2 separate regions of the Homo sapiens genome follow, and region 2 is linked to region 1. Evidence: read pairs that join two places in POLR2A ChIA-PET (ENCODE). Cell type or tissue: B cell. All regions are shown on one strand. Each heading gives the region's core, and the rest is flanking DNA. Links, peaks and the distances in the headings are about the cores only.

What was found. ChIA-PET counts read pairs that join two places held together with the same protein. Peaks named below come from ENCODE experiments on the same cell type or tissue, not always from the same donor. Only the 100,000 strongest peaks of a DNase experiment are listed, where the experiment ranks them.
Region 2: POLR2A ChIA-PET joins it to region 1 with 9 read pairs; 2 of 35 experiments call an interaction of 5 or more read pairs at or near these places.

The regions. Positions count from the first base shown.
Region 1 is chr9:92,967,368-92,975,511 of GRCh38, forward strand. It overlaps FGD3 (FYVE, RhoGEF and PH domain containing 3), which reads left to right. Exons shown (of 18, transcript NM_001083536.2): 2 at 7,871-8,038. Among named protein-coding and RNA genes, the nearest start is that of FGD3, 24 kb to the left of the region's middle. RefSeq lists an enhancer at 2,838-3,529. In B cell, for the core only: no CTCF peak of the experiment used is centred there; no DNase peak of the experiment used is centred there; H3K27ac peaks cover 1,902 bases.
Region 2 is chr9:92,678,880-92,687,023 of GRCh38, forward strand. No RefSeq gene overlaps it. Among named protein-coding and RNA genes, the nearest start is that of IPPK, 13 kb to the left of the region's middle. RefSeq lists an enhancer at 6,978-7,147. In B cell, for the core only: no CTCF peak of the experiment used is centred there; no DNase peak of the experiment used is centred there.

The DNA of each region.
Region 1 (8,144 bases), core at 3,178-7,177:
GAAACTCTGTCCCTGTTAAACCCTCTCCATTCCCTCCCCTGGCCCTGGCAGCCACCATTCTGGTTTCTGTCTCTGTGAATTTGACTCCTCTAGGACCTAACGTAGGTGGAATCACACAGGATTTGTCCCTTTGTGACTAGCTTATTTCACTTAGCATAATGTCCTCAGGGTCCACCCCTGTTGTGGCATGGGTCAGAATTTCCTTCCGGTTTATTTATTTACTTATGAGATGGAGTCTCACTCTGTCACCAGGCTGGAGTGCAGTGGCGCGATCTCAGCTCACTGCTACCTCTGCCTTCCAGGTTCAAGCTATTCTCCTGCCTCAGCCTCCCAAGTAGCTGAGACTACAGGCATGCACCACCATGCCCAGCTAATTTTTGTATTTTTAGTAGAGACAGGGTTTCATCATGTTGACCAGGCTGGTCTCAATCTCTTGACCTCGTGATCCGCCCGCCTCGGCCTCCCAAGATGCTGGGATTACAGGCATGAGCCACTGCGCCCGGCCTCCTTCTGTTTAAGGCTGAACATGATTCTGTTCTATGGAGAGGCCACCTTTTCTTTATCCAGGTTTCTAGGGATGGACACTTGAGGGGCTTCCACCCTTTGGCTGTTGTAGGGAATGCTGCTATGTATGTGGGTGTACAAGTACCTGTTTAAGACCCTGCTTTCAAACCTTTTGGGAGAAACATTCTTGACTAGATGGACTCACATGGGAAACTGGTGTTGGTTTAAATGTGGCTGCCCTAAGAAAAGCTGCCGCATCCTTGGGAGAGGTAGATACCCCCCGCCCACCAGCCCCCGATTCCAGGCTGTCCAGCCTCTTCTCCCAGTCCACAGTCACAGCGTCATGCCAGGGCTATGGGTCATGAAGACTCATACAGTCTTAAACAGTAGAAGTAACTTGTTAAGGTGGCGGTGTGAGCCATATTTGTGAGTGTCTGCTCATGGCATGACTACAAACGGGGAGGTGCTGCGTTGATCTGCCTCCTCTTCTCCCTGCTCAGCTTGCCCTCACTTCCTGCCCTCTCCGAGGCCCCTCTGACCCCCATCCCAATTCAGGAGCATGTAGCACCTCACTGAGTTCTCAGCAGAGATGATGGAGACCCCTCCTCCATCCACTCCCACAGCAGACAGGGCATTTCCCAGGCTGAGACCCCAAGGTAATTACTCTGGGCTTCCAGGCACCGCTAGGTCACAAGGTGGCTTTAATTTTTGTTTTCTTTTCTTTTTTCTTTCTTTCTTTTTTTTTTTTTTGACACGGAGTCTCACTCTGTGGCCCAGGCTGGAGTGCAGTGGTGTGATCTCCTCACTGCAACCTCCGCCTCATGGGTACAAGCAATTCTCCTGTCTCAGCCTCCAGAATAGCTGGGACTACAGATGCAAGCCATCACGCCTGGCTAATTTTTGTATTTTTAGTAGAGATGGGGTTTCACCATATTCATCAGGCTGGTCTCGAACTCCTGACCTCAGGTGGAGGTCTGCCAAAGTGCCTTAGCCTCCCAAAGTGCTGGGATTGCAGGTGTAAGCCACTGCGCCCAGCCTGGTGGCTTTAATTGACTGCCATTGGGCATTACATCTGGGCATGGCCAGGGTGCCCTGGGCCTTGCTCACTGTGGGTGGCCTCAGTGGGTTTGGGACCTCAAGGCACCAAAGTTAAGCCAGTGAGAAGCCATATGGGGACCAGCGGATATAGGCAGTTCACATGGTTTATTGTATCACCTAGAGGCACTTACAGTATTGCCTGGATTCTCTATCACAGGGTAACCCACAAGGGAGATCTTGTCGTCATCATCCCTCATGATTCTGGGCCACCCGGGTGCAGCGGGCGGCTCTTGCCCACAGGGCTGGGACCCATTGCATAAGGCTTCCCCCAAAGGCTTCAGGCCTGGCTGCCACCTGCTGTCGGCGGGGATGCCCCCGCATGCCTCTCTGAGTGGCTAAGCCTCCCTCACAGTGAGGTGCTGGCTTCCAAGTGTGAGAGCCCAGAGCTGTCTTCCCTCCTGACCTGGCCTCCCACATGCTGCCCTCTCTAGTTACAGCGAGTCTCTTAGGGGCTCTGTATTTAGGGGAGGGATGTCAGAGTCCGCTTTTAGATTGAAGTGGCATCAAAGAATATACGGGCAGTTTAAAAACCACCACTAACGCGTTTGTTGCTCCCCCTACATAACATGCCATTGTTATGGAGCCTCCTGTGTGCCGGGGGCCACTGGGCCACTCCAGCGACAGGACAAGGGAGGTCCCTGCCTACTAGGTTCCAGGCAGCACAGTGGACAGGTGCCGTGGTGGGTTTCTTTCAGATGGGGGGGGACTCCCGCACGGCCTCCCGGGAAGGGACATCTGGTGGCAGATAGAGCTGGGTGGTAGGCAGACTGGTGGCCCATCTGTGGGACCAGCCCTGCCTATCTGGGGGACCGCTGCACTGTGGAGGGACACGGGGCGGGGGCCAGAGCACTTCATCCCCCTGCTCACTGGCTGCTGTGATGGAGACACATGAACAGTTCTAGGACACCCTGGATTCTGGGGCATTCTAAATTTCTTCAGGTTTGTGGATTTCCTCGTGCTACAAGGTGGCAGCCCTGAGTGTCTGGGACCTGTTCCCTGGCTGAGTCCACAGTGGGCACGGCTCATCTGGGTCAGCAGCTCCAGCCTTGCTCACCTCAGGCGGCTCAGGGCTTCTTAAAGGGAAAGCTGAGGTGGCTGCATACAGAGAACTGACCTCGGCTTCCTCAATGCCCCTGTGGAAACATAGGCATAGCCCTGGGCGGACCAGAGTGACCCAAGCCCGGGGGCTTCCAGCACCTGTGTCCCAGGGCCAGCCTCTCTGAGCCTCGGCGTCCTCATATGAAGGACAGAAACGTCCCCTGCGAATGTGAGAAAGGGCTCAGCACTGACCCTGGGCATGGGTGTGCATGGGTGTACTTGCCTTATATGTGTGTATGCATTGTCAACCTAAAATAATCAAGAGAATCAGAATATAGTCTAAAGAGAGTTTATTCAAGCACAAGGTTGAGGACTGCAGCCAGGGAGACACTTCCAAGTTGCCTCAAGGAATGTCTGGAGAACAAAAGAGAGGCTCAAGTGTTTAAAGAAAAGAAAGGATGAATCAGGAGAGGGGGTGGTGACCATTGTTCATCAGGAACTCTCATTGGTTCACAGAAATAACACTGGCTAGTGATTGGCCAGCCACTGTTGAACTACAGGGAATGTGGCATTTTAGGGCTACTTGGCATCTGTTAGTCTCAAGCCTGCATAGCAAGTGGTTTCAGGAGGGACCTATTTTGCTCGATGGGGAGTGACACATGACTGTGTTGCATTCCAGTGCCTCTCAATGCCTGATTATATAAAGGGGCTGGCATTCCTCAGACACAGGCCTTTTTATTTTTCAGCATACGTGTGCACACATGTGTATGTATGTGCACATGTGCGTTTGTTTATGCATGTGTGCATGCACCTGTGCCTTGAAGGCCAGGCAGTGGCCACACCAGCCCAGGAGGGTTGCTGCTGGCAAAAGCCTTTGGCCGCAGAGGGGCTCTGCCCGGCTACACTTCCCAAAGTAGCTCATCCCTCTCCTGCCCCTCTATCCAGCTCTCTTTGTTTTCTGTTCTCATTACCTTTTTTATTTTAAAACAACGCATACTCTGTAAAAAGTCCTTGCAACAGAATAGAAGGAAGTGAAGTGACAATTAGGGGCTCCTCAACCCAGGTTGCCCCCACCAAGGGCACCCTAAAAACCTCACTTTTAATTTGATTGCCTTTGTAAAGACCCTGTCTCCAAACATGCCTTCATTTTGAGGTACTGGGGGCTAGGACTTCAGTGTGTGAATTGGGGGGTACCGACAGGATCCATAACACAGGTGTTTGCAATACAGAGTTGCAAACGCAAAGCTGGAGGTGAGTGTCCTTCATTTGTTTTGGTTCATCTGCTCTTGGACAAAAGCCCTTCCAAGATGGGAGTGATTTGAGGGCCTCCGATGAGCACAGTGCATCCCTCTCCTCTGGACAGGATGTCTGGGGACCCGGGCTGCTTGGGCCTCCTAGGCTGCAACCACACACCTCCTCACCTCTCCTCATGATCCATCATGATCCATCCTCCCTTCTGTGGTAAGGAAAATGATGCTTAGGAATGTCTGAAACTCACGAAGTTTGTACAGTTCAAAGGCGATAAGGGTGGGATTTTTCTTTTCTTTTCTTTTCTTTTCTTTTTTTTTTTTTTTTTTTTTTTTTTTGAGACAGAATCTGGCTCTTTCCCCTAGGCTGGAGTGCAGTGGTGATATCTCTGCTCACTGCAACCTCCGCCTCCAGGGTTCAAGCATTTCTCCTGCCTCAGCCTTTCGAGTAGCTGGGATTACAGGAGCCCACCACCACACCTGGCTAGGGTGGGATTTTTCTTGATCAGCCCTGTGAGGTATACTTGGCGTACCATTGATGCATAATGTTTAAAGTGTACAGTTGGATAAACTTTGACATGGGGTGTGCTCATGAAATTATCACCACAATCAAGGTAATGAATATGTGTGCAACATCCCACAAAGCTCTTGTGCTCCTTTGTAAGCACTCCCCACCTCCCCAGCCCCCTCCACCCATCCACCCCCCTCCCCCACACCAACCCCACAGCCCCTCCCATTCCTTCCAGGCACCCAGCTGATCTGCTTCCTAGCACCATAGGCTACTTTGCACTTCCTAGAATTCTGTAGTAATGAGAAAACACAGTAGGTCTTCTGTGGCTCCTTTTGTTCAGCATAATTATTTCTAGATTCATCTGTATTCTATTCCCTTTTTAAAAATGGTCTGAAAGATCTGGCTGGATGTGGTAGCTCATGCCTGTAATCCCAGCACTTTGGGAGGCTGAGGTGGGAGGATCACTTGAGGTCAGGAGTTCGAGACCAGTCTGGCCAACATGGTGAAAACCCATCTCTACTAAAAAAAATACAAAAATTAGCCAGGCGTGGTGGTGGGTGCCTGTAATCCCAGCTACTCAGGAGGCTGAGGTGGGAGAATCACTTGAACCCAGGAGGCGGAGGTTGCAGTGAACCTAGATTGTGGCCACTGAACTCCAGTCTGTGTGACAGAGCGAGACTCCATCTCAAAAAAAAAAAAAAAAAAAGGTCTGAAAGATCATTAGATGTAGGTATAGAATTAGCATCATTATTTTCCTGAAATGTTTGTAGAATTCACCAGTGAAGATCTCTGTGCCTGAAGTTCTCCATGTGGGAAAAGTTTTAACTACAAGGATTTCTTGTGCTTGTTTTACATTGAGCTTCTTAGATGTGTAGATTTATAGTTTCCATCAAATCTAGAAAACTTGTCATTATTTCCTCAAATATTTTTTTTGTCCACCCCTTTTTGAGACTCTGATCACACATGTATTACACTACTTGAAGTTTTCCCACATTTCACTGTTGCTCAGTTTCTCTGTGTGTGTGTGTGTGTTTCATTTTGGGTAGTTTCTGTTCCTGTCTCTTCAAATTCACTAGTTTTTCTTCTGCAATGTCTAATTGGTTGTTAATTCCTTCCAGTGTGTTTTTGGTCTCACACTTCGTAGTTTTCATCTCTGGAAGTTTAATGTGGGCCTTCTTACATTCTCCACGTCTCTACTGGATTTTAGAACATAGGATGACACAGACATGATAGTAGTTTTTAATGTCCCTTTTTGCTAATTCCAACATCTGTGTTAGTTATGGGTCAGTTTATATTGAATTTTTTCTCTTCATTAGTTATAGTCCCTTTTATGCCTGGTAATTTTTTTTTTTTTTTTTTTTTTTTTTGAGACAGAGTTTTGCTCTGTCGCCCAGGCTGGAGTGCAGTTGTGCAATTTCAGCTCACCGCAACATCCGCCTCCTGAGTTCAAGCAGTTCTCCTGCCTCAGCCTCCTAAGCAGCTGGGATTACAGGCACGCACCACCATGCCTGGCTAATTTTTGTATTTTTAGTAGAGATAGGGTTTCTCCATGTTGGCCAGGCTGGTCTCGAACTCCTGCCCTCAAGTGATCCATCTGCCTTGGCCTCCTAAAGTGCTGGGATTACAGGCGTGAGCCACTGTGCCCGGCCTCTGCCTGGTGATTTTTGATTGGATGCCAGACTATGGGAATTTTACCTTGCCATGCACTAGATATTTTTGTAGTTCTATAAATATTTTTTAGCTTTGTTCAAGGATGCAGTTGGGTAAACATATGGACTTCTTCCTGTTAAGTTTTGTTAATATTTGCTAGGTGGGACCAGAGCAGTGATCACTGCAGGGCTAATTATCCATCATTCCTGAAGCAAGACCCTCTGAGTATTCAACGCAATGCCCCGTGACCTGTGGGGCTTTTAGGGCTGGCTGGTGGGCATAGGCGTGTCCCTGCCCTGTGAAAGCTCCCTGTGGTCCTCACAGGTGGTTCTTTCTCTGGCCTCATGTGCTCTCCCCACCGCACACATGCTGAACGGTCCTCGAGGAGCCCCTCTGAGATCTCTGGGTTCTCTCTCTCTCTGCAGCTCTCTCATCTTCAGGGCTCCATGCTGTGGACTCTGGCCACCTTAGTCTTCTGGGCCTCCCAGTTTTGTCTTCTCAACTTAGAGAGTCCACTGGGCCCCACAGGGCTTCCCTTCCCTGATCCATGGCCCAGAAATGGTCTCTGGGCAGTGAGCTGGGGCAATAGGAGGGCTCACCTCATTCATTCCCGTCTCTCAGGGACCACAGTGTTTTACCGCTTGGTGTAGAGCCTTGCAAACTTGTTTCGTAGGTTTTGTCCATTTTTGTTGTTGTTCCAGGTGAGAGTAAATCTGGTTTCTATTACTCCATCCTGACCAGAAGCATAATTCCCCCGAGATGGGGTTGAACCAGGCTCTGTCTTGCCAGACAGCTACCTTTGAACACACCGAGGCTGAGCACAGCTCACATTCCATCTGGTGTATTTTTATTGCTCTGCCATGTTTGACCTCTGGAAACCTGAGTTTATCTCTTGTGCTATGAGAAGAATGCAGCAAAACATGTATTTTCTGTTTAGAAATCTTAATATTGCCCCCCATTGAACTCGTTAGGAATGCGGCAGTAGCCAATCATAAATGCCCACCTGAGCGATTCTGGAGTCATTTAAAGAAACGTCCACTCAAAAGGGGTTTTGCCCCAAGACAGTGAGCACTCAGGAGACTGTGTGTGGTGGGGGTGCTCCACCATAGAGCTGGTCGGCATCCACAGCCACCAGGACGCTGCCAGAGCCCAGGCCTGCGCCACGCCCTGCCCAGAGGCACACCTGCCTGCTCAAGGCAACCAGGGCAGGCTCAAGGCAGCCAGGGCCAGCTCACTGTGTGCCTGTCACTGTGTGAAGCCTGCTTCTTCTTTATTTCGCTTAGCAAGTGAGGCAGGAGCATGTAAAGCTGCTGGCAGAGGAATATCTAATTGTGAGTGTGAGTGCGTGTGTGACTGTGAGTGTGAGCCAGCCCGTCAGTGTGAATGTTTGAGAGAGCCTCTCTGTATGTGCCTGGGGGAGGGTGTGAGGTGTGGGCTAGGGAGGGGCCTGGCGATGCCCACCGGCTCACCTCACACTGGACAGTGCCTGCATGTTCAAGATGACCCTTCCCCTGGGCCGCAGGATGCTGCATGGCAAGGGACAAGCTCAGCCCTGGCCCCAGAGTTTCCAGCCGAGCAAGACACTGCCCACCCTACAGTGCATGGCTGCTGGTGCAGGCCCCACCCTTTTGGAGGCATTGTGTGCCAGCCTGGGGGCTGAGGATATGACTGTGCAGATGGCCATGCCCCAATCCTGGAGTCCACCATGCTGGGTGGTGGCATGGAGCTTCCCTCCTCCGCACCCCCGCAGAGCCGGGGCCTCTGGCTGCTCCAAATGCCAGTTGGAGAAGGTGGTTTTCTTTCTCTACTAATGTCTTTTCAGTACCTCCTAAATGGCTCTACTTTGAACCTGCTGGGCAAGGAAGAGATTTTCAAGGAAACCATCTACCGTGTGCAAGCTCCTGCCGGCCAACCCCAGACCCCAGCACGGAGCCAGGCGCCTGTGCCCGCCGACCCTCAGCATCCTCCTCAGAAAGGCTGGTGGCATCAGGTATGGGGATAAGTGACCGCCACTTGCAGCCCCTAGGCTCCTCGGCAGCTGCGTCTTCGGTTCAAGAGGATGATTTTGAGGGATGACAGTCTCCCTCTAGGCCCGT
Region 2 (8,144 bases), core at 2,613-6,612, 290 kb before region 1:
CGTGCCCAGCTACTTGGGAGACTGAGGCAGGAGAATCGCTTGAACCTGGGAGGCGGAGGCCACAGTGAGCCAAGATCACACCATTGCACTACAGCCTGGGCAACAAGAGCGAAACTCCCATTTCAAAAAAAAAAAAAAAAAAGTAGTTAAAATGGTAAATTTTATGTTATGAATATTTTATCACAATAAAAAATTAAAATCTCTGCACAACAGAATCTACATAACCACAATGTACATAACTGTCGAAAAAGATAGCAAGTAGATACCTAAATTATCCATGAAAGAGTATGCAGTCATTGGGAAGAATAGAGTGATCTTCAAGATACAGCAAGTGAAAAAGATAAAGCTAGGACACTGTGAATATTGTTACCATTTGTATAAAAATATACAACATACACACATATTTTGACGGGCATGCATAGAATATCTCTGGAAAGATACATAAAGAATTGGTAACAGTTACATACCAGGAGTAGAATGGGTGGAGACAAAGAAAAAAAACACCTCAGCTGTACTCTGTAACCTTTTTTCCTTTTTTAATTTTATACGCACATATGTACATATTTTACGTATTAAAAATAAATATAAGAGGACTCCTGGTTTCCAGTCCAGCCTCAAAAAATAGCAAGTGTCAGAGAAGCGTGAGGAGGGAGAGTTAATGAGGTAGGGGCACAATCAGCAAGACAAAGAAAGGCTAGGAGCATCTGTTCCGGGCAGGACTTTGAAGGTCAGAGACGGACACCATGCTTGCAGGGACAGAGTAGCTCTGCAGGCTAGGGTAGGGTGTTAGGCCTGGAGAGAGCCCTTGGGCCTTGTAACATATTTCGCTGGCTTGGCTAGGGTGGAGGAGAGAAGGGCCACAGCCATCCCCTACTGTGCTCAGCAGGACACCCTTCTCTTCGTGTTCCCTGGACAGAGCCTCTATAGGCAGGTAACTAGCTGAGAGAAGGATCAAGAAACATTATAGCAAGCCTGGAGTTCAACAGGCTTGAAATTGGCCTCAGGGCACCACTGATGAGGCTGGAGTGGGAGCCACTGAAGCAATAAAGATGCGTTCCCACCCCAGGTTTCAGAGAGTAACAGGCAGAGGCTTTGTAGAACACAGGACCGCAGACCTTGGGTGCGGACGGGGGTGTGCAGGAAGAGTGAAGCTCTGAACGGTTGGAAGAGAGGAGGCCAAGAGAGGCCACACGGAGGCACCAGGCAGTTTGCATGGGCACCCCGCTAAAGAAGCAGACACAGGCCAGCCACCTGCTGGGATGGAGGAGGGAGGAGCCCTTGGGAACCTTCCAGAGGACTGACGGGAACAGTGATGGCAGGTCCCAGGCAGACAGAAACTTCTTGAGTCACAGGGTTATGCAAGTGCTGTAGGCAGCAGTGACAAAGAGCTGGATTATGGCGTAGGCAGGCTTGGCCAGCAGGACTCATAGCCCTCTCTGTGCCCGAGAGAGAGACTGTAAAGGAATGTGTCACCATCCATGCATATGAAGCCGATGCCTGCACCCCAAGGCCTCCGGCACCCTGGTGTGGTTTCCAGGCACTGGGTGGGTTGCAGGGGGACCTGCCGGGAAAGGGCTGGGAGACGCCCAAGGGTGGAGACTGGGGCAAGGGCCAGCCCACACCAGGTGCCAAAAACTACGGGATGCTTCCGGGGCAGGGACCATGGGGGCCCATGAGCAAGCAGGGCTGTGGGGAACTAGAACTGACCAGACCTCCCTTGGGGCCCCACTTGGCTCCAGGAAGATGCTCCTGCTAGCAGGACCAAGGAGAAGCAGAGTCCCCCAGGGATGGAAGTTAGAGGAGGTGACAGGCAGGGCTAGGCAGAGGGAAGGAAGGGGGTGCCTGGCTTAGGGCTGCTCCCTGGGGAGGCCTCTCTGCCCAGGGCAGCCTCCGTGAAGATGCCTGGGACCCAGCCCCTTGCTGAGCCTTGCTTCTCTTCCCTCTTGTAAGTTCCCACTCCAGGGGAAGTATGTCTTTCCCCAGCCCAGTGGACAACCCCAGTGAGTTCTGTCCTTGGCCTCTTTCAAGGGGAACCACCTCAAGTTAGCACTGTACAGACCCAGCCAAGCTGCTTACAATCAGCCCCAACACGCAGAAACGACTCTCAGCCCTCAGGAATGTGAACCTGCTTCACCACATTAGCAGCCAGTGAATTGTATTATAAAAATAATTAGAAAACAGCTAAAACTAGTAGGCTACAGAGTCCCTGGATTTGCTGGTCAAAGGCTTGGTTCTACAGCTCTCTGATGAGAAAAAAATGTTCCAAGCATAAACACTTGACAATAACCACTGCTGGAGAGGCCATGAGATAACAAACATCCTTCTTGTACACTGTAGAGTGTAGTCTTACCTAGTGCAATCCTTCCAGGGACAGTTTGGCAATATCTATTAAAATATAAAGTATGCAAACACCCTTTCATAGAAATTTATCCTAGATACGCCTTTGTATCAAGATAAATGCAGCTCCTTCCTCTGCGCCAGGGTTTCTCAATCTCCGCACTACTGACATTTGGACCAAAGAATTACGAGTTGTGGAAGGCATTGTTCTGGGCATTGTAGGATGCTGTGATGGTGAATTTCATGTGTTAACCTGACTGGGTGTGTCTGTGAGGGTGTTTCTGGATGAGATTAATATTTGAATTGGCAGACTGGTTGTTTTAGTCCATTTGGGCTGCTATAATAAAATACTAGACTGAGTGGTTTATAAACTACAGAAATGTGTTTTCATAGTCCTGGAGGCTAGAGAGTCCAAGATCAAGGAGCCGGCGGATTTGGCATGCGGAGAGGGCCCCTACCTCATAGAGAGCACCTTCTCACTGTGTCCCCACATAGTGGAAGGGGCAGGTGGTGGAGGGGGCAAGGTGGCTTTCTGAGGCCTCCTTTATTAGGGCACTGATCCCATTCCTGAGGCTCCTCCCCCATGACCTAATCATCTCCCTAATGCCCCCGTCTCCTAATACCATCACCTTGGGGTTGGCTTCAACATTGAATTTTGGGGGGACACAGACATTCAGACCACAGCACTGAGTGAAGCCGACAGTCCTCTACAAGGCGGACAGGCCTCATCTCTCAGTTCAAAAGCCTGAATGGAACAAAAATGCTGCTCCTCCCCTGAGTAAGAGGAAACTCCTCCTCCCTGAGGCCTTCAAACTGGGACATTGGCTTTTTCCTGTCTTTGGACTCAAAGTGAAACATCTCCTCCTCCTGGGTCTCGAGCCTGCCAGTCTCTGGCCTGGAACACACATCAGTGTCCCTGGGTCTTGCCTGCAGATCTTGGGACTCACCAGCCTCCATAGTTGCATGAGCCAAGTCCTTACAATAGATCTCTTTCTCTATAAATATCTGTAGTACTGGTTCTGTTTCTCTGGACAATCCCAACTAACACAGATGGTGAGCAGAATTCCTGGTATTCACTCACTAGATGCCAATAGCCACCCCCAGCCCCCACTTGCAACAACCAAAAATGTCTCCATACTGTCCTAGATGGCACTTGGGGGAAAATTTCCTGGGTGAGAGCCACCACTGTACACATGTTCCCAGGAGGGAAGATACAACTCCCTTGTCCAGGGCCCACATAGGGAGATCCTGCATCTTACCCTGAGTGAGGAAGATTGGGAGCTCCAATGGGCGTGGGGGCCAGATGGACAGAAGGCAGATGAGAAGTGACACAGAGAAAAGGCCGGGCCAGGCGCGGTGGCTCAAGCCTGTAATCCCAGCACTTTGGGAGGCCGAGGTGGGCGGATCATGAGGTCAGGAGATCGAGACCATCCTGGCTAATACGGTGAAATCCTGTCTCTACTAAAAATACAAAAAATTAGCCGGGCGTGGTGGTGGGCACCTGTAGTCCCAGCTACTCGGGAGGCTGAGGCAGGAGAATGGCGTGAACCCAGGAGGCAGAGCTTGCAGTGAGCCGAGATCACACCACTGCACTCCAGCCTGGGCAACATAGCGAGACTCCATCTCAAAAAAAGAAAAAAGAGAAGGGCAGCCACAGCAAAGCATGACTAGAACACTTCTGACACCCAGAGTTCTGGGGCGAACGCGATACCCACTGCACCTACAGAGAGCTATGCCAAGGCAGCCATAAAAAGGTACCCACTATAGAACTTCCTATGAGCAAAACTGGAAACCACCTCTGTGGCTGTCAGCAGGGACTGACTGGTCACCCTGCAGCGCAAGTGTGTTTCGGGGGGACACTCTGCAGCCATTCATAGAAAAGAGGGAGACCCTCCAGAGCAGTAAGCAAAACCTCCAGGTGCAAGACAACGTGTAGAGTATGGTGCCTTCTGGGCCAGGAGTGGTGGTTCACTCCTGTAATCCCAACACTTTGGGAGGCCGAGGTGGGTGGATGACTTGAGATCAGGAGTTTGAGACCAGCCTGGCCAACACGGTGAAATCCCATCTCTACTAAAAATACAAAATTAGCTGGGAGTGGTGGTGCATGCCTGTAATCCCAGTTACTCGGGAGGCAGAGGCAGGAGAATCACTTGAACCTGGGAGGCAGAGGTTGCAGTGAGCTGAGATCGCACCACTGCACTTCAGCCTGGGTGACAGAGTGAGACTCCGTCTCAAAAAACAGTAAATAAATAAATAAAAGTATGGTGCCTTCTGGCTGCATTTTTAGGAAAGGATGTATAGAAAAAAATATTGCAAAGGTAACCCATGAAACTGTCGACACAGACTTTTTTCAGAGAGGAAATGGACAACGTATTATAACATGTTTAACCATTCTCTTGCATTCCTTTTTCACTTTTTGAGGTTAAGGATGTGATCTTAGCAGTGGCATTATGCACTATTTCTTCCTTATGCTTTTCTGTGCTAAAACCCGACAAACAAAACTTACGGTCCCAGCATTTTTTTAAATTAATTTATTTTTTGAGACAGAATCTTGATCTGTCACCCAGGCTGGAGTGCAGTGCCATGATCTCAGCTCACTGCAACCTCTGCCTCCTGGGTTGAAATGATTCTCTTGCCTCAGCCTCCTGAGTAGCTGGGATTACAGGCGCCCACCACCTCGCCCAGCTAATTTTTTTTGTATTTTTAGTAGAGACGGGGTTTCACCATGTTAGCCAGGCTGGTCTCAAACTCCTGGCCTCAAGTGATCCACTCATCTTGGCCTCCCAAAGTGCTGGGATTACAGGCATAAGCCACCATGCCTGGCCTAGCAAGCTGACTTTGTACAATGATGCAAAGGATAAGGCATGGGAGACACACTTGCAGAACAAACCTGGAGACATGCATGGCCTGATTTCAAAACTCACCACAAAACTTCAGTAATTAAGATAGTATTTTTGGGCCGGGTGCAGTGACTTATGCCTGTAATTCCATCACTTTGAGAGTCTGAGGCAGGAGGGTCACTTGAGCTCAGGAGTTGAAGACCAGCCTGAGCAATATAGTGAGACCCTATTCAAAATAAAAAAGTTAGTCAGGCAGTGGTCCCAGCTACTCAGGAGGCTGAGGTGTGAGGATAACTTGAGCCCAAGAGTTAGAGGTTGCAGTGAGCTATGATCATGCCACTGCACTCCAGTCTGGGTGACAGAGCAAGACCGTGCCTCAAAAAAAAAAAAAAAAATTCTCTTCAACAAAACATACCATTAAGAAGAGGCTGGTCGCAGTGGCTCATGCCTGTGATCCCAGCACTTTGGGAGGCCGAGGCGGGCGGATCACGAGGTCAGGAGATCGAGATCAGCCTGCCCAATATGGTGAAACCCTGTCTCTAATAAAAATACAAAAATTAGCCAGGCGTGGTGGTAGGCGCCTGTAGTCCCAGCATTCATGTGGCTGAGGCAGGAGAAAAGCTTGAACCTGGGAGGCAGAGGTTGCAGTGAGCCAAGATCGCGCCACTGCACTCTAGCCTGGGCAACGGAGCAAGACTCTGTCTCAAAAAAAAGAAAAAGAAATGAAGTCTGGGTGCGGTGGCTCACGCCTCTAATCCCAGCACTTTGGGAGGCTGAGGCAGGTGGATCATGAGGTCAGGAGTTCGAGACAAGCCTGGAGTGAGCTGAGATCGCGCCACTGCACCCCAGCCTGGGCGACAGGGCAAGACTCTGTCTCAAAAAAAAGAAAAAGAAAAGGAAATGAAAAGACAAGCTACAGACTGGGAGAAAATACCCTATGTATCTCTCGCACAACAGGAACTCAAATCCAGAGAAAAACAAACTCTTACAATAATAAGACAAGCAACACACACACAGATTTTCCCACTGAAGGCAAATGGCCTGCCAGTTCACAACTATAAATTACAAATGTCAGCTAACAATTAAAATGTGCTGCACCTTCAGTTAGCAAAGAAATGCAAATCAAAACCACAAGAGAGACTACTACACACCCACCAGAGGAGCCAAAATTAAGAAGACCAATGGGTGGGCCTGGTGGCTCATGCCTGTAATCCCAGCACCGTGGGAGGCCAAAGTGGGCGGATCACCTGAGGTCAGGCGTTTGAGATCAGGCTGGCCAACATGGCGAAACCCCGTCTCTACTAAAAATACAAAAATTATCAGGGCATGGTGGCACATGCCTGTAATTCCAGCTACTTGGGAGGCTGAAGCAGGAGAACTGCTTGAACCCAGGAGGTTGCAGTGACCCAAGATCGTGCCATTGCACTCCAGCCTGGGTGACAGAGCAAGACCCCATTTCAAAAAAAAAAAAGAGGACCAACAATGCCAATGGCTGGAGAAGATACAAAGCCACTAGAGGCCTGCGCGGCCATGGGTAGAGAATCACTGGGAAGTTTCAAAGCTTGACCTACACTACTTAACCCACAACTCTGCAATTCACTTCCACTCCTAGGTATCTACTCAAGGGAAATGAAACCTATGTCCCAACAAATATCTATAACTGAATGTTCACAACATTTTTATTTTTGATAGTCCCCAACTGGAAACTATCTAAATGTCCATCAGTGGATGAGTGAATAAAGTATGCAAAACCCTGTTCTGCAATTGTGAGGCACAGACCACTGGTGTGTACAACACCCACGAATCTCAGAAACATGCTGAGCAAAAGAAACACCAAAAGTCATCCCCAACAGAAGGCAGATCCGTGGTTGCCTGGGACCAAGGGTAGGGACTGACCTCAAAGGGCACCGGTGGGCTTTGTGGAGTTGTGGACATGTTCTATATCTTTATTGAGGTGCTGGTTACACTTATTAAAAGAGAGCAAGCTGAACTTACATGGGTGCATTTTCTTGTATGTATATCTCAATAAAGTTAATTAAAAAAAAATCCGGATTCAGCTGGGTGTGGTGGCTCATGCCTGAATAATCCTAGCACTTTGCGAGGCCAAGGCAGGAGGATCACCTGAGGCCAGGAGTTTGAGACTGGCTTAGGCAATATAGCAAGACCCCACCTCTAAAAAAAAATTTTTTTGTTTTTGAGACAGTGTCTCACTCTCTTGCCCAGGCTGGAGTGCAGTGCCGTGATCTTGGCTCACTGCAGCCTCAGCCTCCTGGGCTCAGGTGATCCTCCCACTTCAGCCTCCCTAGAGCTGGGACTACAGGCATGTACCAGCACATCCAGCTAATTTTTGTACTTTTTTGTAGAGATGGGGTTTTATTATGTTGCCCAGGCTGGTCTTGAACTCCTGGCCTCCAGCAATCCACCCTCCTTGGCCTCGAAAAATGCTGGGATAACAGGCGTGAGCCACCGCACCCAGGCACAATTTTTTTTTTTGAGACGGAGTCTCGCTTTTTTGCCCAGGCTGGAGTGCAGTGGCATGATCTCGGCTCACTGAAGCTCTGCCTCCCGAGTTCACGCCATTCTCCTGCCTCAGCCTCCTGAGTAGCTGGGACTACAGGCACCCGCCACCACGCCTGGCTAATTTTTTTTTTTTTGTATTTTTTTTTTAGTCGAGATGAGGTTGCACCCATGTTAGCCAGGATGGTCTCGATCTCCTGACCTCAGGATCCGCCCACCTCGGCCTCCCAAGTGCTGGGATTATAGGCATGAGCCATCGCGCCCAGCCTTAATTTTTTCTTTTTTTTTTTTTAAATTAGCCAGGTGCGGTGGCATAAGCCTATAGTCCCAGCTACTCAGGAGGCTGAGGCAGGAGGATCACTTGGGCCCAGGAGGTGAAGGCTGCAGTAAGCTATGATGGCACCACTGCACTCCAGCCTGGGCAACAGAGCAAGACTGCATCAAGCAAAC